Linked DNA regions of Mus musculus: regions 1 and 2 are each linked to region 3. Evidence: chromatin loops called from intact Hi-C (ENCODE). Cell type or tissue: heart. All regions are shown on one strand. Region 1 has its middle 34 kb from the start of Rassf10. Region 2 has its middle 16 kb from the start of Gm33659. Region 3 overlaps Arntl (aryl hydrocarbon receptor nuclear translocator-like).

Region 1 (8,000 bases), 330 kb after region 3:
GGGATGAGCAAGAAGGCACTGAGGACATTAAGGAGGGTAGTGGCACACTAGGGTTGAAAAGGGACTATAGTCATATCAGCCAAGTAACCAAGGACTCTCAGGTCTGGCTCCCTGCAGACCAGCCCAGGTTTAAAGAAATGTTCATGGAACAAGAATTTAGGAGAGGTTTATAAAATGAAGATAAGATTGGAGGCGAGAGAGCTTGTCTCCATCAAAGCAAGGGGCAGAAGAAAGGGACTTCAAATTTCCACTTGAGAGTGGCAGAGGGCTGAGGAAAGGGGCGAGGCGGAATGCCACTTGAACCCCTTTGGGGCTTCCAAGGTTCAAGGGCAAAGGCTGGAGAAGAAAGAACAGGAAGAGGGGAGTCAAGGGTTAAGTCTTCAGTCTGCTTTGAGAACAGCAGGCTCCTCTCAAGGGCAATTCAGGCCCCCTTCTACTCCCTTCTCCTTGTGGACTTAACCTCATTGGGCCCCAAAGTCTGCCCCAGGCCACCCACCAACAGAGACAGGCAGTTTGCTAGGAAATGTGCCTCCAAGATCCACCCCACTGCCTTCCCTATCACCCCTCCAGATCTACAAGTCAGCGCCTCCATCCCTAGGAGCCTAGCACTTGGAAGGTTTTCTTTTTTTTCCTGCACAAACCCCTTCCTGCCTCCTTGTCTCAGATCCCTTGACAGTGATCTACACTGTCACGATAACACTTTAATCAGATTTGCTCTTATCGACTTTCATACCCAACCTCATTCCACAAAGGATTGCGAGCAGCTTCTAAAGTTGCAGGTGGTGGCTGCTTTGATAAAGGCAGCTCTCCACCCTCCTCCCAAGCACCTGCGCCCACAGCCTGGAGTATGGATGCTGTTTCTGGCTCTAAGTGTAGGACCAGTGACAAAGTGCCTTTGAAGCCTGGCTCCAGGGTAGAAACAATGTGCACTCTACTTAGTGCCCTAAGACAATATACACTGTCATGACCATAGAAGATAGCCTTAAGGTGACATTGGTGAACTATATTTGCAACTCTCTGGCCTCCTCAAGTGTGACCCCCAAGCATGACACTCCTCTTGGCCTGGGGTTTGGGCTCTGAGCCGTAGGCCTTCATTGGAAGGAGGGACAGGGTTTCCCCTCTCTCAGAACTCTGCAATGTTCACACCTCCTCAGCCCCTTTTCTGGCCAGACTTGCACCTCTGCTCATAAAGGATCGAACTTACAGGTGCCAACTAATCAGAGCTGGCTGAAACTGGAATCTTTTGCTAAAAGGTCTCTTGGCCACTGCCCAGCTCAGCAGGGGAGGGTCCAGCTTTGTCCCTAGAGAGCAGCTATGAGAGGCCCACTCTTGGGAACTCCCATGTTGTGGGAAACTCAGTGGTTCCCACCTCCTTCCCCCATTCACAGAGAGCATTTGTTTGGGTCTACCCTGGGAACGAGCAGGGCTTTTCTCTGCCAGCGACTCAGGCAAGGTCAGCTGTGTCAGCTCAGAGACACAATGGGGACTACGAAAGGGCTTTGGGGCTCATTTTTGTTTACGTTGGTTATGAGTCTACATGGCTGCCTTTCTTCTGAAAGTACCTGGGGGTTTGAGAAAGCACAGCCTGAGGCGAGGCAGCCTCTGAACAAACAGAAGACGTGCTGTCCAAACAAAGAGCTGAGCACAGAATCGGAGCACCTAAGCGGGGGACCCTGGGTGTCATCTCTGCGTGGCATCCACACTCACTTGTGTTTTTACAATCCCATGGGATAAATACCACCAACAGCTTATGGGTGCTGTAGAAAACTCTTCCTGAGGAGTAGTAATCAAACATGGCACCTCAGCTAGGGCATCAACATCTTGGAACAATCCCACCAAAGTCCAACTTTGCCACCAATGCATCTACAGAGTTTACAGGGCAAAGGCGAGAGGTGAGTTACAGGGTGAAAGCGAGAGGTTACCTGAGTGCCTTCAAGGCAACACATCGCCAAAAAGTCTCACACCTGCACGGATGATGACTTCCTGTAGCTGCGTAGATGGAGTCGACCTTTGGCTAACATTCCATACTCTATACACCTCCTCTACACACCTCCAGAGACCCAGCGACCACATGCTTCTGGGGCCAAATTTACATACAGCTGGGAGGGGGCTGTAGGAAAGAGTGGCTAGAACCTTGGGTAAGAGCTTGGTGAACCCCAAAAGGTATTATAAAAGCTCAAGGGAGTGTGGGTGCCATGTAGAAATGACACACAGACTCTCTTAGATTAGTCTCCTCTCCATGTTCAGCTTCTTTGGACAGCTCATTCCCTGCTTGGCCCTGAATGAGACTGCTTCATCTCATTCAGGGACATCTTGATGGTCTCTCGTGGGCCGTTACAGTTGCTTTGAAGGCAGTAATGGCTGCTATGCTCAGAGAGTCTGGTTTGAGACTAGGTAATGCTATCCCCTCCCACTTATTGTGTACAGCAGCCATTGTCAGACATAGCCTTGCTTGTATCTATAACCACAAAGGCAAGGCAAAGCTAAATCCAGGCAGGCCATGAGCCTCGCTCCTCAGCTGGGTGACAATCATGGACTCAGCAATGGCACATGTCCTGTCTCTTATATGGACTCTGCTTGTCTCGTTGATGAGTTCTACCTGATATGGGTATGCCTTGGAATCTGTAGTTCACCTCCATTACATAGGAACACTTACAGCTCCATCTTCTTTGGACTCTGATATGCTTTGGGACTACCTCAGGAGTGACTGAGTCTTCTATGTAACTTCTAAATCAACCCATCGAAACAAAACTGTCTCAGGCTGCCAGAAGTGTAGGAGATTAAGTAGAAGGATCATTTTCATGGGGTTCCAACCAATGATGAGCTTCTGAGAACCTCAGAGCTTTGGGACGCAGAGTGAACTGAGGTGGGGTTGCAACAATCAAAAGGTTGCGTAGGCCCTTCTTACCATTCCAGTCTGCTTTCTACTGCGGTGGTAAAACAGCAACCAAAAACAACTTTGGGAGGGAAGGGCTAATTTGGCTTGTATGTGTTAGTCCATCATTAAGAGAAGCCAGTGCAGGAACTCAAGCAGAGCAGGAACCAAATTGGAAACCTCGAAGGAATGTTGCTTACTAGCTTGCTCCCCATGGCTTGCTCAGCCTGCTTTCTTATACAGTTGAGGTCCAGCTGCCCAAGGGCACCTCCCACAGTGGGCTAGGCCTTCCCACATCAATCATGAACTAGGAAAATGTCCACACAAACTTGCCTACAGGCCAAATCTCATGGTGTCATTTTTCTCACAAGGTTCCTTGTTGTCAATTGGCTCTCTCTGTGTGAAGTCAGCACACTTGGTAGAGAGAGATGAGCCAGCAGAGCACGGGCATAATCTGGGTGCCAGCTGTCCCGACAGAACAAATGATCTGACAGAACTGGGTACAGCCTGAGGGATTGCCGTCTTACACATATTCTCACTTACAGCACATGGAGGCGAGATGGCGTTCTTATACCTATCTTATTAGAGATTGGATTTGTGGAGCTGACATTGTTTTTTTTTTTTTTTTTTTTTTTTTTTTTTTTTTTAGAAAGTCAGTAGACAAGGATTCAAATCCATGTTATTCTACTTCATAGCTATGAGCCGTTGAAAAATTGCCCAAGTTGGAGTCCAGTGCCCTCCTTAGGAAAGGAGAGATGGCAATACAGACCTTGCTGGAAAACTGTCAGGATGAGAGGCAGCCCCATGGAGACCGATGCCAGCTACTTGGGAAGTCTTTGAAGGGGTCTGTCTTCTTTATAGGCAGCATAGCCCTGCACTGGACACCCTTCGCTGGCTCCCACTGTCAAGGTCAAAAGAGCTTTCGAAAGAGTTCAGGTTTTGCAGGAATAGCAACCACACATATGACCTTGACTGAGGGGTTCTGGGTTTTGCTTGTTCTGTTTTAGGTTTGGGGGTGGAGAGCATTGTTTTATTTTGAGACAGGGTCTCAATGCATCCCAGTCTAACCTTGAAATTGCTATGTAGCTGAAGATGTCCTTAAACTTGTGAACCTACAGTGCTGGGGTTACAGGTGTAGGACACTAGACCTGGTTCACAGTGTGCTGGAATGGAGCCAAGAGCATCATGTACAGTCCCTTGGCTTCAGGGTTTTTTTTTTTGTTGTTGTTGTTATTTGACAATTTTAGACAGCTGGCTGAATTCACTATGTTGCCCAAGTTGTCCTCGACCTCATGATCTTTCAGGTTGGCCTCCAAAGTTCTGGGGTTACCAGCATGTGCTTGTAATGGTTAAAAACATGAAGCCAACCAACCCTAGTAGTCTCTTCTATCCAAGCCGCCGGCTTCCAGGAGTGTTGACATGGCAGTTTGCTGCCCTCTGCTGTCCACAAGAGGAACGTACTAAAGTGGGTTTTTGTTGTTTTTTTTTTTTTTTTGGTTGGTTGGTTTGATTTGGTTTGGTTTTATTTTTTTAATTTCCAAGAACCCTGTGGCCCCAGGTGGCCCAGCCATACAAAACTTGCTCTACTTCTCTGAAAATAGCCCCAGAAATGGTAGTGCCAGGCCTGACTGTATAGTCTGAGGGGCCCAAAGACCTTGGTAAAATGTGTGACCTTGCAAGTTGTCCCCTGATTTCCATGAGTGTTACCCCTCCTTCTGCCTCCCTCTCCCCTCTTCTCTCTGTCTCCATCTACCCCTTCTGTCTTTCTGTATCTGTGTCTCTTTATGTCTCTGTCTGTCTCTGTGTTTCTCTGTGTCTCTGTCCCTGTATCTCTGTCTCTGTCTCTCTTACATGCACACACACACACACACACACACACACACACACACACACACACACACACACACACCAAAGACAAAACCTTTAAAAAGAAACACAGGAGGTTTTCTTTTTAAAACATGGTATTAAGCTAAGCTTTGGGCACTTATAAAGGTGACATCTTTATGTCCACCTGTGCCTTATGCCCTGAAACTAGGATGTCCTCATTTCTACCTGCTCCTGACATTAAACTCCTGGGCCACTAATCCCCTGAAGGATTTCCAGACGTTGCAAGATAGTAGATGGAGGTAAGTCTCTCCCTAACAGGATGGTCTTGTAAACAGAATTCTCTCGAGCAGACTCTATCACAAATCCAGCCTCTTTCCAACTCACTATTAAGGCCGGGGAGGGGGGGGGTAGGCAAAATCTCAGTACCCCCGTCCAGGCCCTGGGAGTCAATTCAGTCTTAGGCGCTGGTCCAGCAGAGATTCAGATGTCAATTCTGAACAGAGAAAGCTACATTGAGGACAGAGGAGACTTAAGACTATAGGGTGAGAAAATTCACTTAACAAAATTCTCCGAGAGATTATTCCAAAAGAGACCATGGGCCCACTGCTGTCACCTGCTACAAGGTAACTCGGTGTACATCTGGGGAAGAAGGAAAAAGGACGACGCAGAAAGACGCCAGGAGGGTTGGTGGGGGCGGGGCATGGCGCGGGCATCTCTGTGAGGGAATCTTGGCAGTGAGGTGGGGCAGCCTGGAGTGGATTCGGGGAACTGGTGATGTGTAAGGGGAGTGAAGCTCAAGATTAGCAGCAGTGGGAAATCACGCAGGCTCCAGACGGAGGCATAAGCACCCAGGGACCGCGCACACCGAGCCTCCCTCAGACTGGACCTGAGGGCATCACAAAATCAACTGTGCTGGTTCAGAGAATCCCTGGCTTCTGCACAGCTTCTATTCTTAACGTCTCCTGGCCACACAGACTGACAGGCAGCTGTCACAGGAGCGGGAGGGAGGAAAGCTCACAAGGTCAGAGCTCCTGAGTGACAGGACAGGCAAGGGTTGGGCATGCGCACACTCCACCTAGCGCCAGGGCTCATCTTCCGTGTCTATCTCTGTGGCCATGTGAAAAAGCCCTTAGCCTTGTTTCTTTGTCCTAGGGCTCTCTGTGGTCACCGTTCTCACTCTCCCTCCTCTGCCTCCTCCCTCCCTTCCCTCCGCCCCCACCTCTCCGTCTGTTTGTTTCCATCTTTGCTTTTTTCTGTCTAACTTTCCATTCTCCATTCTCTCTGCCTCTTTGTTTCCCATTAATGTGCTCACTGACGTCAAGGCCATTATGTGCATTACGTATTATTTTCCAATAAATATTTCCGTACAGCCGACGACAGTCGTCCATTTCTGTTGGTGGTTTTGCCCCCCCCCCCCCACCCTGTGGTTTTTAATCACTGAGTCTGTTGCCTGCCATCAGCTGCAGTCAGAGAAGAGCAAACGGACAATTTCACAAATAATCGACTCATGAGGTTTTAAGTTACATCCCAGTTTGAACACTGTGATGCAATCTCCAGCTGCTCCATCCTCCCTGGGGCATGACTGTTCCCTCTGTCCAGGGCATCCACAGTGTATATACTACCTAACCGTTTGTTACTTAGTAAGCCATCACCCTAACTCTGCTATATCTCCATGCTTGTGCTCAAGTCACCTTAACTCTACTTAACAGCATCCTGGAGCACCAGAGAGAGCATCAAGTGTGGGAGGATCCATCAACTCTGGGACTCTGTGGTCATGCTATAATTAGGACATCTTTGAAACTGCGGTTTCACACAGTCAATGAGAATCTTGGACTATGGCCCTCCTGAATAGAAAGAGAGAAGGGTATGCAAGCACAGCGTGACCTCTAACCTCATTCCCACCTCTGTGCCCAAATGTCCAGATGTGCTGACAAAAATTAATCCAAACTCCCTTTACTTTGTGACTAGATTCGAGACTGACCTCATGAGAAGACTCAGCAACTATAAAAAGGAAAAGACAATGTAACTCCCACATCAAGGGAACTGATACAATGTTCACTCAGTAAGACTTCTGTTCACAGAAATGATTACAGACACATCTGCTGGGTGGACGCCACTTGAAATGCAGCTATCCGACAGCACTGAAGAGTGAAGCCAGTAGGCAGGCTCTGGGAAAAGCCAGGCATGAAGCAGAGATGTTACTGAAGTGTGATCCCTCCCTGCTTCTGCTCTTTGAGCCTGGGGGTACCCAGTGGTGTATGAGCTACTGCTGGGACTGGTGAAAAGCAGCCATCATTTTGGTCCCTGAAACAGAAGGTTGCATTCAGAACGATGACAGCTGACAGACCAGGAAGGTTGGGAGCCTGAGACACCCTGTCCCCAGCCCTCTCTAAATGCTACCCAATCCTGCCGCTGGCTGACCCCTGAACCGAGCATGCTCAGGAAGAGAGGAAGCGTCTCAGCTAAGGACAAAAACACCTTAGAAAGAAGCCACTGCTACAAAATAAGGCTAGTTGGAATTCAGTGGAGAAAGCCCCAGTGAAGGTGGGCATGAAGGTGCAGCATCCCAGGAGCAGAGGGGAATTGCAACAAGTGAGCTGGGCTGCACAGGAGTTCCAGGTCAGCAGGGTCAGATCCTGTGTTAAAAGTAAGGGGTGCAGACAGACACTTTTATTGTGAAGGGAGAGGCAAACTGTCTAAATTTGCAGATGACAAGGTCCTATAATTCTTTACAAAAAGCTATTCAACTTAATAAACAATTTTACAAATGGTGGATACAGAGTCAGGCCACAAGTCGAATGAATTCCCATGTATTCACATGGGTAGATTAAAATGAGGTTTCAAGAAGAAAAAGGAAGAGGAGGAGGAAGGAGGAGGAGGGGGGAGTGGAAGAGGAGGAGGAAAGTGGAGAAGAAGGAGGTGGAGGGAGGTGGAAGAGGGGAGAGGAGGAGGAGGAGGGAGGAGGAGGAGGAGGGGGAGGAGGAGGGGGGAGGAGGAGGAGGAGGGGGAGGAGGAGAGGAATCACATCTTTTAAAAAGATAAAACAGGCTTTATTGTGATTTAAGGCTTTTGCTCCTCAAATGGTCAAGCTAAGAAACTGCAAGGCAAGCCAGAGAAGGAGAAAAGATTGGCAAGGCATCTATGCAAAAACAGGCTTGTATCCAGACTATATCAAACCCTCCCAAGACTCAATGACTAAAAGAAATAAATATGAGGAAAAGATTCGAGGGGGTCACTTCCTAAGATAAACGAGTAGCTAAGGGGCACATGGAGAGCACTGGGTCTCACTAGGTCATCC
Region 2 (8,000 bases), 83 kb after region 3:
TCAAGCGATAGGCAATTTTGTATGTGCTGTACGTATGTGTGCATGTGAGAGCATTTGCGTGTGCGTGTGTGTGTGTGTGTGTGTGTGTGCTAAGTTGAATGATGCAATGAAAGTGAAGGGAACAGGTGTTCTAAGACAGTCCTTAGAAAGGCAGAGTCTCCCCAGCCAGCTGACTGTCCAATGTCCCTTGATCATGCGGGACTGCCTTGTGCTAGAGGCTGGGGATTTGACTTTTAGAGCTATCCAAATTTTGTCTTTATATTGCTTAAGATTGTGTGCTTTGGGTTGGAGCGGTGGCTCAGTGGTTAAAAGTACTGGCTGACGCTGCAGGGGACCTAAGAATAGTTTCCAGAACTCATGCCGGGCAGTCCACAACCACCTGTAGCTCTAGCTCCAAGAGAGCTGTCACCACAAGTGCCTGCATTCATAAACACACACACACACACACACACACACACACACACACACACACACACACACACACATTTAAAGAAGAGTGTCCAGCCATGGTGGCATATACTTTTAATCCCAGTTCTTGGGAGGCAGAGGCAGGCTGATTTCTGAATCTCTAAAAGCCAAAATGGTGATGGTGGTGGTGTTTTTTTCCTTTCCTTTCCTTTCCTTTCCTTTCCTTTCCTTTCCTTTCCTTTCCTTTCCTTTCCTTTCCTTTCCTTTCCTTTCTTTTCCTTCCTTCCTTCCTTCCTTCCTTCCTTCCTTCTCTCTCTCTCTCTCTCTCTCTCTCTCTCTCTCTCTCTCTCTCTTTCTTTCTTTTAAAGAAATCTCTTTTTAGAAAGTATGGGCAAGAGGAGGTTGACTCCCCGGGTCTGCCTTCTCTGGGTAGCCATGGACCAGCTGTTTCAATTCACGTTTCATCTATACTGGGGTGATGACGACCCTTCAGTGTAGAGTTTTGTCTTGAGAATTAGTGATATGACTCAAATCCAGAACTTGGTGCAGTGTCAAAAGCACAATGAACATGGGAGAAATGTCACCAATTATTGACGAGCTCAGAGTCAAGGTGGCTTGAAGTGATCTGTGGCCCAAGAGAGTTCTTATGAAGAAAACATCGTTTAAGCAAAATAAACACTATGTACCACCTTCCAGAAGGTTCTCAATTCTTTGACAGTTATTTAGAATGAGGCTTTAATGATAGCAAGAGGATTGGGAAAAAACAGATGAAGTGATTTTAACACTTGTGAAAGGGCTAGCCTAGCTAGCTAACACCCTGGGGTTTGTGGGACATTTAAGGCAGCGGCAAACCTCCATGCTCTGGAGAACAACCCGTGAGCACCTCTGTGGCACTGACCTCCTCATTTACTCCTGGAGTTGTCTGGCTGGCTCTGCACAGGTAGGTCTAGCCTCAAGGTGGTTGTGAGAACAGCAAACTCTTATCCACATGGGCCACGAGTGACTGTAACACAAGCAGAAAACACCCACGGGAGAGGGCCATAGCATGGCAAGCTGACTACTACGATTGGATTAAGGCCTAGTGGCTTGTGGTCTGCCTGGAGAAGCAGCACTAGATTCTCTGTCCAGTCTCCAGGAAACCCTCCACATCCTTAGGAGACCACCATTGCCTCTCACGTCAAAGGCTGTTTCCAGCTAGGACAAGTAAGACATGTGGCACCTGCTCAGAGAGTCATGAATGACTTGTGTGTGGTGTCTAAAACATCTCAGAAGTCAGTGGATGTGTCTTTGGAAACCTCCAGAAACTTCCATGATCTTAGACATTACCTAACAGATAAAATATTTGGGTACCCTAGTTCAAATGTAGGTTCAGTGCTCTAAGGCCAACTGCTTTAAACACAGCCTAGTTTGCAATCTTTTGCCAATAGGCTTTGAGGGTTTTTGACTTCAGGCTATCTACTGCATTATTTATACCATGTACTCTCACCTTCCCCGAGAGCCAAAGCTTAGTACACATGAGCAGTATGCTGCAGACGAGCCTGACTGTTGTATGCTCACACTGCCTGTTAGTAGTGCAGCTGGGGTGTGAGTCAAGCCCAGCCTCTTGGAGACCAGAACCTGAACTCTTGCTTGTGACCAATGTGGAAGAAGCCAGTGATTAGCCACTTCATGCAGCTGCCTACCTGGAGGACACAGCTTATAGCTAGAGGGTACCGGATAGGAGTCTCCTTTCTTCCTTTCCTTTGATCTGAGGTCATGCTGTGTGAGACCTGACAATCTCTAACTTTCCCAAAGTGCTCAATCTCTCTCTTTCTCTCTCTCTCTCTCTCTCTCTCTCTCTCTCTCCCTCACAAAAGGAGAAGGTAAACTGGTTTATATTCTTTGTAGGAACAAATATACACAAAAATCTATTGGGAAAAATTAGAATATGTCCGGACAGTCAGACACATATCTATGAACCCAGCACTTGGGAAGAAGAGTCCATAAGACTGAGAATTCAAGTTCACTCCGAGCTACACAGCAAGATAAAGGTCAGCTGCTGCTTCATAAGCCCGGTCTCAAAACAAAAGCAAAAACAACTAAATAAGTGAAGGAAAGAAGAGGAAAGAAAGAGGGAAAAATGAAAGTAATAAAAAAGAGAAAGATAGACAAAAGCCAGCCCCCTGTCTTTCTAAGCAGGGATACTCCAGTCCTCTTAATGGCTACCGAGTTTCTGGTACATCTAGCCAAGTGTGATTTGCAATGAGACGTTTAATATAGCGCCACTCCTTTTCCTGACTCACTAAAAATGAGATCATCTTGAACATCAGACTAAAGTAAGGAATTTCCAAACTGAGTTTGGCATTTGGCTGTTCTATCCTAATGTGTCTGCATCTCGTCTTTGGTAGAACAAAAGAAGGTTCCCAGATGGTGAAGCGACCTGGCCAGACAGCACAGCCACGCAAAGGGCTACCACCAAAAGCTCAGCTTCATGTGATATGGGCGCTCCGGTACAAAAGCTCTGTTCACAGACCTGCACCGTGCCATCACCCTGAGACTGATATGGACCCACAACAGGCACTCTAACCACGAGGACTTACTCCCCATGGGCAGAGTGGAATCTGGTAGCAGCACCCAGCCTAAAAGGAGCAGATCTCAAAGCTAAGAGTGAGAAGAAGCAAAACAGAACGGACGCGCTTCCCTGGAGACAAGCATCTCAGTTCCCATGCAAAGGAGGGATATTACAAACCATTTAAAATTAGAGGCTATAATTAATGTTAAGCTAGTTAAAAATGTGAAACAACAATGTAAAGATAAAAGGCAAATAATACACAGAGAAAATATTTGCACCAAAGATCATTCAACCGTATGATACATGAAGAACTCAAACCTTAAAAGGAAAACAAACCATGGGCTCCATGAAATGGCTCAGTAGATAACGGGCTTGCTACCAAGTCTTCAGACCCGAGTTCAAGTCCAAGGGCCCTCATGCTAGAAGGTGACCATAAGTTCCTGCAAGGTGTACTCTGACTCCTACACAAGTGCCATGGCACTAGCACCTCCACACCCCCACATGTCACCCCTAGTTCCATAGATGAGGAGTAGGTTTGCACCCTAGATATCTGAACTGACTTAGGGTTCTTTGAGCACAACGCGCTAGGGCCCAGGCTCTGGGTTCGGGTCATATAGCTTCTGAGAGGATGACATTGCATGGTGCTAGATACATTGTTTCCACTATTGCATGGTGCCAGATACATTGTTTCCACTAAAAAATATCCAACAAAGAAACAAACAAACAAACAAAACCTGGGAGATGGTAATTTTGTCTAATTCAAGTTTGGTTGTGGCATTTTGCATGTCAAAGTAAGCTGCATGCCCACACATGGCAATCTCCCAGGAACACTTAGCAGTGACCATAACACTTTGTGGGTTGCTTTCTGTGTCTCCATAGCAATTCTGATGACCAGCGTTGATGCACCAGCCACATACATCATTCATTTTGCCAGTTAGTCAGATCTGCCCTCTCCATGGAAAAGTAAAACAAGGGCTCGCCAGACATCCTGGCAGGTGAAGGTGCTTTGTCTCACAAGTCTGGTGATGCAAGTTTGAGCCCATGGTGGAAAGAATGCCATATGCACTCTGTGGCACAGGGATGCACACATTCCAACATGCATGGCATTCCCTAATCAGAATAAATAAAATGTTTTTTAAAGGAAAAAAAAAATCAAAGCAGTTGAGGAAGGGTACACGGTACTGCCACTAGAGGGAGTGTACAGTCAGTGTCAACATATCTTAGACCCTAGGGCAGGCAGTTTGTGCAGCTGAGGCAGCCTTCTGCAGATGGTCTGCAGTGCTCGGGAAAGCCTGCCGCGATATGTTCTTGTTTGAGTGACTACTATGAGACGTGGAAGCAGCGTTGCACACGGGTGATAGCTCTGATATATTGAGCACCTACTGTGTGCTAGGTTCTGTATCTGGAAAGCAGGAATCATAACTTTATTTGTACACAAGGTTTTGTGAGCACTTTAAGAGGCGGGGTGATGAGTGTTTGAGTAGCGAGTGCTTCAGACGAAAACCTTCAGGGCAATGTTCACAGTCACTGGACTTCCTCCTGGCTGACAGTCCTGTTGCTGGAGACACCACACATAGTCGCCTCTCCTTCTGCTGCCTACATCCAACCCATCTCTCATCCTTCTGATGGTGCCGTCTTGACCCTGTGGACTGGAGCCCTATTCTGCTCACTACCAGGTTCAGTGAGACCACAAGTCACTTTACTTCTGGCAGCTCAGTTTGCTCATCTGCAAAGTGGGGTGATACTTCTCTTAGGGACTTTGTGGGGATCTAATAATGTTTCCCAAGTCGAGTTCTGGGCACACAGAACTCAGTAGTATGAACCTATTATCCTAAAAACAGATCATGGATGTGTCTTGATCAATGCCACTGACATTTCTACATATACCCTTCTTTCTGGCAGTCTTTGACAAAAGAAATGTAGCAGAAACCTAGGCGTTGACAGCCTGTCTTTGGCCTCTTTGTAATAGGCCATTTCCCTAACTCAATGCTGTATAAAGCAGTGGAGCTTCTGAATTCATTGACAGTGTCTGTCAGCGAAGAAATGTCAGAGCTTTTGGTTCCAACTGTCCCCATGCCGTCCTCTGGCTTTCCCTGGGTGAGCGGTAACATTTTCAAATGGAGAAAAATCTCCTGGTAATGTCGCTGTCCTCCCCCAGAGCAGATTTACAGCAGAGTGGCTGGCATTTTCACAGACTCTGCGCTTGTCAGTGTCAGCTTTTATATGTCCCTGGGTCCCCATACATATGTATATATAGGCATCATTTGAATCCCCAGCGAACAAAGGCTCTTTTTCCAACTTGGAGATATTTTAAAAGATCTCTCCATTTCATCTATTTTTAAGTGTTTGTGTGATTTAAGGGTATGCTAATATTAGGGCCCGAGGAGCTGGCTCAGCGGCTAAAGCGCTTGTTGCACAAGCTTGAGGGCCTGAGTTCACATCCTCAGTGCCCAGGTAAAACGGGGCACAGTGGTGCGTATCTGTAACCCCAATGCTGGGGTGAGCAGAGACGGATGGATTCTGGGGCCTTGCTGGGTAGCCAGCTAGCTAAATTGGCAAGCTCTAGGTTGAGTCAGAAACCCTGTCTCGGGAGGCAGAGACAGGTGGATTTCTGAGTTTGAGGCCAGCCTGGTTTACAAAGTGAGTTCCAGGACAACCAGGGCTACACAGAGAAACCCTGTCTCAAAAAACCAAAAAAAAAAAAAAAAAAAAAAAAAGAAAGAAAAGAAAGAAAAAAGAAACAACAAACAAACAAACAAAAATCATGTGGACAGTGATAGAGGAAGACATACAACATTAGTGGCACACTCAGAGGTGAGTACACCCCTCTCTGCCACGCAAGTCACCTCACATGATACAGGGGAGGACAAAATACTCAGCTTCTAGTGGCCAGTCATGCAGGTACAGTAGGCACTTTCTAGACAACATTTTATCTACCCACAGGAAAGGCATGTGTTATCTTGTGTTTACAGAAAGGAAACTCTAAGGCTCAGCAAGATGAATTACTTATTCAAAGTCACGTGCACGCGCGCGCGCGCGCGCGCGCGCGCACACACACACACACACACACACACACACACACACACCCTCGGCGTATCTGTAATGATGGATTTCTTTGCTAGTGGCATTTTATTTTTCCAAGGGCCGCTTTCTTCCCTAGTGTCCAAATGTGAGGTGGAGACCATTAACCTGCACAGAGTATGAGGTGTGGGAAACTGGAGATATTATCCTCCATTTTCTCACTGATGTTCTTTATGGTCTTGGGCCAATCATCAAAACTGCCCTATGGTGTCAAGTGGTGTCCAGTCCACCTGACACATAGCATAGTGCTTGATTGTTCCTGGACCTTTGTAATGATAAAGGATATTTGCTTCTATGTTGGGATGTTACTGCGTTAATATTTATGAAATCTCCAAAATCTGTAAGAATTTACTAAGCTGTTTGCTAGTCTCCCCTACCTACCAACCAAAGAGGTGGTGGTGGTGTGCTCTGTATCGATGTGCTAGCCTTGTGCATGTTCACGTGGAGGTCAGAGGTCAACACTGGCTATTTTTCTCTATTGTCCAATCAGTCAAGCCATTAAAGTGTATTTATTGGAAAGCTGCCACTGTCTTGGAATGCAGAGGAAGCAGTGCTCCTGGAGCAGAAAATGGTGACTGTGAGTCACTGGCCACCCACTCCATCGTCCACAAGGCTAAGCAGGGAGGGAGCTGAGATGACAGAGCGGGAGTGTAGGGAGGCAGGTGGGAGGCAGGAAGGCCCTGGATCTTATGCCTATTTAAAAATAGATATTTATGTTCTGTGTGAGAGAATTGGCCTGCACATACTGTGTACACTATGTATGCACCTGATGCCCCAGGAGACCAGAAGACGCTATCAGATCCCTTGGAATTAAAGTTACAGATGGTTGTGAGCTGTCATGAGGGTACTGGGAACCAAACTGGTGTCTTCTTCAAGAGCAGCCAGTTTGGTTGAGAGGTCTCTCCAGCCCTTTGCTTATGTTTTTATTATAACACTTTCGGACTTGCATATCACTGCATCTTCTCACACAGACCCTGACTGCCACTCCCTTCTTTCCTTCCTCTCATTGGTCCCCTTCTTCACTCCAAAATCACCTCACTTCTACACACATGCCATCTCTCTCCCTACGTGTATGCCTATGTGTTGTTAAATCTAGAGTCCACAAAGAAGAAGAAATGCTACAGATTGTTTTCTGTGTGGTTTCCCTCTGGGTACTTCCCTCCTTCCCTACAGTCCTTCTTCCACTCTCATGTCATAGACAGACAGATAGATGAGAGACAAATGGACAGTTAAAGATAAACAATAGATACAGATGAAAGATTGTAGATAATTGAGAGATTTAGATGGTAGATTGATTGGTCAGTGATAGATGATAGATATATTAGACAGATGGATATATATATATATGATATATATATACATATATATATATATAGAGAGAGAGAGATACGTAGATGATAGATAGATACATAGATACACAGATGCATAGATGCATAGATATAGAGATGAGAGATAGCTACATAGATATATAGATAATAGAAACATAGATGATAGAGATAAATACATAGATGATAAATGATAGATACATAGATAATAGCTACATAAACAGATACATAGATACATAGATGAAAGATAGATACATAGACTATTGCTAGATAGATAGCACATAGTTACATAGATGATAGATAGAATGAACTGATAGATACAGATGACTGACAGATTAGGCAGAGTAGACATGGCCTCATTGCCTCGTTTGCATTGTAGGATCTCCAAAGCGTCCCGAGCATCCACCCCTAGAGTGCAGCTGAGCTCAGGTGCATCCTATGGAGGTAAAGAAAGTAGACTTAGAGAATCCTTAATCCCTCCTCTCTCACCTACACATCGATTCCCCAACACACACACGGTAGCTTGGTGAGCCCTTCTTTCTCTACCTGCCTTCATGATCCACCCCATACCTAAAACCCCGCTTTAAGGCCTTCCTGGCATATAGAACAAATCAGAACCCTCGTCTTCTTAACAA
Region 3 (8,000 bases):
CCTTAACTAAGGCAAGTGCAAACTGCTGTTTTGCAAAGGACCCAAGTTTGGTTCCCAGTACCCACATTGGATGACTTGCAGTTACCTCTAACTCCAGCTCCTGAGGATCTAATACCTTCTGTCTGCTGCTGGCATCTGTGCTCACATGCTCATAACCACACAGAGATACACACATATGCACATAAGATAACTCCTAAAGGAATGGTTGGAGAGACACATAAGAATAGAGAAGAAGAGACTAGGAGCTGTGTTTTCCTGCTTGTGAAGTGGAGCCATGCCAGGCCTACAGATCTTTGTTCTGTGTGGCTACAAGGGGCAAAAGTAGGTCAAGGAGGGAACACTGGCAAGCAGACTGGAGGTCAGAAGAAAGAAGAAACTTCTACATGCCAACGGTGTCCGGAAGAGGGAATGGATGTCTGGTGGCTAGGTGCCTGAGGCCATAAGATGGCCCATCATGTGCCATATAGGCAGGCTTGCCTGTACCAGTCCGAGGCCAGGGAAAGTGACCTCGGATGCCCCTTCCACTGAAGCACCTATTGCTTCAATAAACTGTGAAAGTACTGATGGCAAGGGTGTGGCTGGGAGGCCTAAGGAAAGCGGGGTGGACTTTGGACTGGCAGTGGCACACACAGCCCTCCCTCGGGCTTTCACTTTCTGCAGTCACAGCACCAGTGACCAGCTACGGTTCAAAGAACCAAACACATTTCCTAAATAACCACTGGGGTGCTGGGGTAGCATCAGAGTGAGGCCTGGGCTAGGACATCATCCTGTTGACTTTCTACTTGGGGGACTTCAAGTCAGCTTCATTTACTGGGCTGATGGTGGAGGGGGCTCAAGTACAAAGCAGAGGGCCAGCCTATCTCACATGCTCTGATGGGCCCTGGAAGCCAGGACCCTGACTTCACTTACAGCATCCTCTCTACAAAGGATCCAGGGTTCTTCACCTTCTGCTTTTCCCCACTGCTTCACCACACAACCACAGACACATGCCCTAGGTCTTACCAGTGGGTACCTTCTGGGCCCACGTGCACAAAGCAAGTTCCTACGACAGAGACAGAGAAAAGACCAGGAGCAAGGGGGAGGGTGGTGGAGAAGAGAGTACTACTCCAACAGTGGGTATCTAGGGAGCACTGCTGCCTTTATAAACCATAAAACTAAAAATAAATTTAGAACTAGGGACTATTTGCCAACAAATGTTGTTTGTATTGAAACAAAACAATTCAAGAAAAAAATTATATTTCCTGAACTATAGCTAGTGGACCATTTTCCAAGTATTTCCTGTACTCGTTTCTGGTCATTCACATAGTCTCAGCTCAGTCACTTGAGAGTGGCTGTGGGTGTCAGACAGGGAGAGAGAAAAAGACGGCACAGAAACAACTCTGGGGACACCCAGGTACTCCGTTTGCCTCTAGCAACATCTGGTGACATTAGGAGGATCTCTGGCTAGGCTGGCTAAAATTCCACTAAGTGAGACTGTACTTAGTAAGCTAGGCTGCTGGATCTGCCCACAGCTGGATCTGCCCAAGCCCTGGCAGGGCAGTTCAAGCCTCTCCATTCCTCTATCCTTTACTTCATTCGACTGTAACCAAATCCCACAGTTTTGGTTACAACTTCCCCCATTCACCAAGAACCATTCCTCACCTCATTGTTCTTCTCCTACCAGCTTCACTTAGGCCTTTACCTCTTCCTCTAAGGTCTAAGGAGGCAGGTTGGCCTGCCTCCTTCCTCTAAGACAATGGCCTCCAGCATTGTCCACTAATAGTCTCTTAATAGTCACCTCCTTCGGAAAGGTCTCTGGTGGGCCCCTGCCCCTCTCAGCCTCAGGGCAAGAAAGAGACACAGGTTTCACACACCAAGTCCAGTTCACTGGCATTAGTGACCAGAAAGAATTAACCTCTGCTGAGGTGGGGTTGGCAGGACTCATGCTACCCACCAGCTGTCTAACAAAAAGGCACTCTGTGGGACCCAGGGTGCCTGGTCCTGGCTATGCACCAGTTGTTGGCTCTCGTCTATAGCCCTATGCAATTCCCTCAGGCATCCCTAGAGTCTCAGGGTCCACCCCCACTGTGCCCACTGATGTCTGCCCCATGCGTGCCTCCTCTACATGCACAGCACATGTGCTGCACCTGCTTCCACGAGGAAACGTTACAGCGACCATAGAGCTTCTCTGTGGGAGGGGACGTCAAGGATCAACCGAAGTCACCTTTGTCAGAATTCCCATTCTTGTCATCCCTAGCACATGACTAATGGTGTCCATTGTAACTCATTCTTCCTACCCATCAAAACTATTCAACTCCCTTAGTGTCTTTGTCTTCTAGGATTGTGACCCCCACTCCACCCCCAGAGGTGCAAAACACAAATCAGTTTAGTCATTGGTCCTGAGTGTCTGTCACACAAAAGGGCACTGTTGGGAGCTTAGGAAGCTTGGAGCTCCCCCCACCCCAGTACCCCTTCTGCTGTGACTTACTTTAATCTGGGCAGCATCCCCTCTGGAATAGTGATTACAGTATGGTGGGACTGAACCTGAGGGTCTCTGCAGATCCTCCTGGCTTTAGCTACAAGACCACAGCCAAAAATGCACAGGCTTTGGGCTTCCTGAGACTACAGGGTAACATTCACCCAGTGCTGGGCCCACAAGACAACACAACCCCAGTGGTTCCTCAGGGTGGCACAGATCTGCTGCTGCAATGAGCCAGACTCCTGAAATGGGTGGTTAGAATATTGGGATCTGTGTGTGTGTGTGTGTGTGTGTGTGTGTGTGTGCAGCTAAGTATAAGGGACAATGAAGAGTGATTTTTATCTCCCTCCGAGGACGCAGAAGTGCGCCACGCTATATTTATCCCTTCTGTCTCCTGATTTAGACCAGAAGTTTTTCCTGATCAGTCCTCACTTGCCAATACTTTCACTCTACATCTAAATGAAGAACCGAAGTCATGTAAGTTCACAGACTCAATGGACAGCTGATTTACAAAGCCCTTCGAGAGTGGCTGCAGGCTGATGCTGGCAACCCCATAATTAGATTCTGCAAGCTTTGCAGTGATTTTTTTAACTGTTTTTTTAATAACTCAGTCTTCCTTCTGGGATGAAGGGAAAGATAGAATTTGTTAAAATTAAATTGAGATTTAGTGGCTTTTCAGCCTTCTGCTGCTCGGTGCTCTAAATATTCTATAAATAAGAGAAGCCCTGCCCTATAGTGCACTGTAAACACCCACAGACACTCAGAGCCAAATTCTTCCAATTATGACCCTGTGCCTGTTGCCAAGCTACTGCAAGGACCTACTTGAAAGGCAGCCATCTAGGCCATTTCCTGATTAAGCTGCCTGTAGCAAGGAATCCAGGCCTGCTGCTCTGGCCTCACAGCCAGTCCCAAATAACAGATCTGTGTTCCTGAATTAAGCCTTTTCCTTGTGATAGAATTACAATTCAAAGGTTACTGCAAAACTCACTATGCGCCCAACCATCCTTTGGCCTGGGCTGGGTGTCCATTTAAGATGGAGGGCTGTCACACTGAGACTTTTAAAATCAGGCAGCCGAAGTGCAGTCCCAGCAGCATTTCTAATTGTGTTCAACAAATCAAGGTCAAACAAAAGTAGGTCAGCTGTCAACATGACAGGTGAGTCAGATACTGCAGGCCCTGCTGTACAGCTGCTTCGTGAACAGCAGGGGGCACCACTACCCAGTGCAGAGACTCAAATGGTCCTTCAACAAGTCCTCACCACACCCTAAGCAGTGGTGCATGGGGCAGGGTCCTGGGTTTACTGATTAGCAGCTCAAACATCAGTGCTTTCTGGCATTCACCAGACTGCAGAGCCCTTAAAGGACTGCCTAAGAAGCAGTCTGTGAGCGCCATGTGTCACTGAGATTACTTCCAGCTCCTTAGAAACCAGGATGCTCCAAGCAGTGTGGAGCAAAATGAGCTCAGGCTAGAATAGAAGCAATCTGCCTCCCAACAGGAGGCTCCCTGCTCGCTGGTGGCTCACTTGGGTGTGGACTCAAAGGGCATCATCTGAGGCCAGTGAGATGCTCTGGGAGCCAGTTCCCACCCCAGAAGGGAAGGATCCACTCTGAATGGCAGCCTCTTGGTGAGCTGGCACCTCTCAAAAGAGAACTGAGGTGTTAATGTGGGCCGGCTCCCAAAACTCATAGTGTAGACCAATATAGTTATAGGGACAGGGTTTCGAAGTGGACCTCCAGGAATGCTGGGAAGCGGGGGCCACAAAGCACTGAACCCCTTCAGAGAGGCCTCAAACCAAAGTGGTCCTTTCCACCATTGTATGTGTCACAGGGTTCTATTATCTATTAACTGTTAACATGTACATATGAGTGTTTGCTCTTAGCCCCTGAGCATTAGGTCAGAGACACTCTCTCTGCTTTGCTTGGTTCCCTCGGCAGAGTCACGGCAACATCTCTGGCCTTCAGTGAGTACTCTGTACATACCCACAGAGGAAATGAGCATGTGCACAGACCTCAGCAGGGGTCTGGAACAGGAGAGCCCCCATGCAATGCTATGAAACTGGTCTTTGTGCACAATGGGATAAAGCAAAGTTCAGGGAGGGTGCCTGTCTGCTCATCTTTAGTAAGCAATGGGGATGAATTTGAAAGCCAGGCATGCAACATTCCAACCCTGCTTCTACAGTGAGCACCCACGGCTTTTAGAATCTAGAAGCAGCAAAGAGTAACAACCTTTGAGGAGGAACCCACTCGTCAGGAAGAACTTTTCCATCAACCACCTAATTAATATACGCCAGGCTCAGCTCCTGCAACCCAAATCCAGGTCCCGACCCATCTTCAGAAGCACTGACAACCACAGCCGGAGCAGGGTGGAGAATTCTGGGCCTCCTCTCTGGTGGTGACAGTCATCATAGCCGTCGCTGTTAGCAACAGCAGGCTACTCCACGGTTCTCTGGAACAGTTCCAAAGAAAGGCCCGCAGGCAAGTCTGGGCCTGGCAGTGGTAAGGTCCTTGGAATTTGCCGTTTCCCAACCCAAGAATCAGACACTTGAATAGATAAGAGGGAGAGAGGGGAACACAATGTTTAAAACTGAAATCCCCCAAGTCTTTAAGTTGACAAGTGGCAACTGGAGTTGACCTGAATTGAGAACATTAATCTCTGCAGAAGCTAAGTTTATCCCCATTATAATCTATACACCACAACAACACTCCAATCCATCTGATATTTTGGGCCGAGCACCCCCACGCACACCAGGCTGTCTGCTAGTTGCAAGCTCTGCCTTGAATTCATGTGCAAAGCAGCAGGTGCAGCTCACCAAACGGCCAGGCTAGCGCTAGTACGTGAATCCATTTCCCAATTATGAGAAATAAATGCAAGTCGCAAATGTCATCAGAAGCAGGTATTTCCAAATGCTACCAAGACGTGCTACGGCCCTTAGACACAGCATCCTTTAGATGTGCTAAGCCCTCCACAGTTGCCAAGGAGCAAAGACATGGAGACAGAGAGTACACAGCCTGACCCTGGGTATGGAGGTGCAGCTGGAAGTGGCAGGCTTGAGGGCAGTCCCTGATGAAAGAGCCAGGCTTGTGGGTACTTTTCTTCTTTTGGGGGCGTGTTTACAAACACTACCAGCTTCACAAGGTAATCCTACACACACACACACACACACACACACACACACACTCCCTGAAAGGATAAGGAGTTCCATACTTTCTTCTGTCACTTTTGTGACACTTAATTTAAGTCAACCCTACAACATAAATGACCACCCAGGAGGAACCTGCTTCTCACAGCACATGGATTGACAATGACGAGTATGGGAAATTGTACAAGCTCCTATGTGGACAATCCAACCATGGAGGCTTTTTTAGTCAGTGGCAATACACAATGACGATGTTAGCTACCCAAGCTTAGCTTAGCCATTTGTCCTATGATACGGACAAATGGCGCACCCAGAGAAAGAACAGGAATGCCAACATGGGGACCAGAAGTTCCCAGACAAGAGGAACTTGGGAACAGCAGTATGGGACAGGGTAAAAGGAATGCAGGGTGCTACCTGTGCAGTGATGTTAATAGGATATTAATGGTGATAATAATCATAGCTGCAATGTGCTATCAGTGACTGACAGAGCAATATTTAACTCACTGTAAGCAGTAAGTGTATGTTATTTCCTTTCTTTCCTTCTTTGTGTTTGGTGGAGGGAGTGAGGCAGTACCTTGTGTAGCCTAGGCTGGCCTCAAACGGACTCTACATCCCAGGATGGCCCTAAGCTCCTGCTCTTCCTGCCTCCACCTGCCAAACACTGGGATTACGAGGCATTCAGCCACCACACCTGGGAGAGGGTATTTCATTTAATTTTCACAGTAAGTCTATGGACCCTCTCTAGGTTACGTCCATTTTCCAGATCTGGAAAGAGAAAATTGAAGAGACTGGAGTAGCATTCCCAAGGGCTACAGTGAGCTGAGGTTCAGCTGCAATCCATCTGGTTCTGAGTCCATGCTCTTAAGGATGGCAAGGGCTAGCAGAACGCACATGAGCTGTTTCACACCACAGTTAGCACCCTGGAAGCACTCAGATGTAGCTGCTTATGCTATCTCTATGCCACAGGGACCAGAAGGGATGGCAGAGGCAAGAGGTGGCCTCTACAGACAGTGGCATTTTGCTTCACGGGGCTCAGCATAACCACTGGAGACTTTGGAGCAAGGCCTAAGAAACTAGGATGCAGCCAGACTTAAGAGGTGCAGGCCTGTCAAGAGGCTAAGACAGGGATACTCTGAGTTCAAGACCTGCACCCCTATTAAGTGAACTAAATTAAGGGTAAGACTGGGCTTCCTCAGAGATAATCGACTATCATCACAACTGGAGAGGACTAGGTTCTTAGAGAAAAAAAAAAATAGCTCTCATCTATAGAGGTGTTTTCCCAGACTGCCCCTTAGAGTGCTCTGCACAGAGCTACCCAATGCTCTGCATGATGCTCCTCAGAGAGGTGCTCAGAGAGCCAATAGCCTTACATAAAATACATCCTCAGTGCACGTTTTCATGGAGAGAAAAACAGCAGGGCGAGCTAGTTACCTGCCTCTCTCCATACCAGCTCACCCCACCACACTATCCCAACACAAATCACAGATCCTCAGAGAGTCTCCCAGTCCTGTCATCTGTTGCCTCAGCATTGATTTCCTGGACCGTTCTACCAGCCTTTGAAGACTTGCTGCCACCTCCCTCCCACAGTCCAGCCCCCACACTGCCACCAGCTGGCTTTCTAAAATAAAAGTGTTGACCAACATCACTCACCTCCTGAAAAATGTCTGCTGGAACCACAATACCGGAACAGACACCATGTTGGTATATATGCTAATTCAGCCACAGACTCATCACAGCTCATCTTTAAAGCCCCCGAGGAGTGGGAATAACAAACAAGGACCCTCCTTCTGGATTTCTGGTCTAGAGAAATACAATGCACAGTATACAAGAAGACAAAGTAGTGATGACTGGTAATGGAAATTAACCTGATTGTAAGGACAGGTCAATGGCTGGGTAGACTAAGGAGAGGGAACAGGGTTGTTTTGTTTTGTTTTTAAAGTATTTTAAAAGACAGACGAGAAATTACTTGAATGGAAACCAGACCAGAAAAGTCTGAGTGTTATGTAACAGTTTCCTCTGAGATTGAAACATTGTATCCTACAGGGAAGCTCCTTAAGCAGGGAGATAAACAACTCAAAATAGTGACAGGAAGTCCCTGAAACTAACCAGATTCATCAGGTACCTCCCCATCAGAGTAAACAATAAAAGCTGATCGTTCCTCTCAGAAGAGGCGAAGCCAGCTGCAAAGAAGACTCAAAACAAGCAAAGCTGCAAAAACTGGGATGAGACGTGCTGCCTGGAAGAAGCTCAACCAGCCAAGCTGCCTGGAAGAAATTTGGACCAACTGAAAGACCTGGAAAGGATGCTCTCCAATGCGTTGAGCTGTCAGCAGGCTGTGCATTGTGTTCCAGGTTCCCAGCTTTATAAGCTGTCACCTATGCTGGGGTGGACTTTGGTAATGCAGCC

Evidence for each region. A loop is a pair of places that touch in the nucleus more often than their neighbours do. Peaks named below come from ENCODE experiments on the same cell type or tissue, not always from the same donor. Only the 100,000 strongest peaks of a DNase experiment are listed, where the experiment ranks them.
Region 1: it touches region 3 in a loop (2.5-fold over the local background); 25 of 42 quality-filtered maps call a loop at or near these places.
Region 2: a loop joins it to region 3, with 2.6 times the contacts of the local background. A loop is called at or near these places in 5 of 42 quality-filtered maps.

What each region holds. Positions count from the first base shown.
Region 1 is chr7:112,916,320-112,924,319 of GRCm38, reverse strand. No RefSeq gene overlaps it. Among named protein-coding and RNA genes, the nearest start is that of Rassf10, 34 kb to the left of the region's middle. In heart, a CTCF peak has its summit at 4,309 (motif pointing left); DNase peaks (open chromatin) are centred at 5,599 and 6,249; H3K4me3 peaks cover 532 bases; H3K27ac peaks cover 611 bases.
Region 2 is chr7:113,163,519-113,171,518 of GRCm38, reverse strand. No RefSeq gene overlaps it. Among named protein-coding and RNA genes, the nearest start is that of Gm33659, 16 kb to the right of the region's middle. In heart, CTCF peaks have their summits at 2,610 and 4,141 (motif pointing right); DNase peaks (open chromatin) are centred at 4,218 and 6,588.
Region 3 is chr7:113,246,547-113,254,546 of GRCm38, reverse strand. All of the region lies in intron 2 of Arntl (aryl hydrocarbon receptor nuclear translocator-like), which reads right to left. All of the region lies in intron 2 of Gm33721 (a long non-coding RNA gene), which reads left to right. Among named protein-coding and RNA genes, the nearest start is that of Gm33721, 11 kb to the left of the region's middle. In heart, a CTCF peak has its summit at 3,651 (motif pointing right); DNase peaks (open chromatin) are centred at 3,296, 3,646 and 4,866; H3K27ac peaks cover 4,001 bases.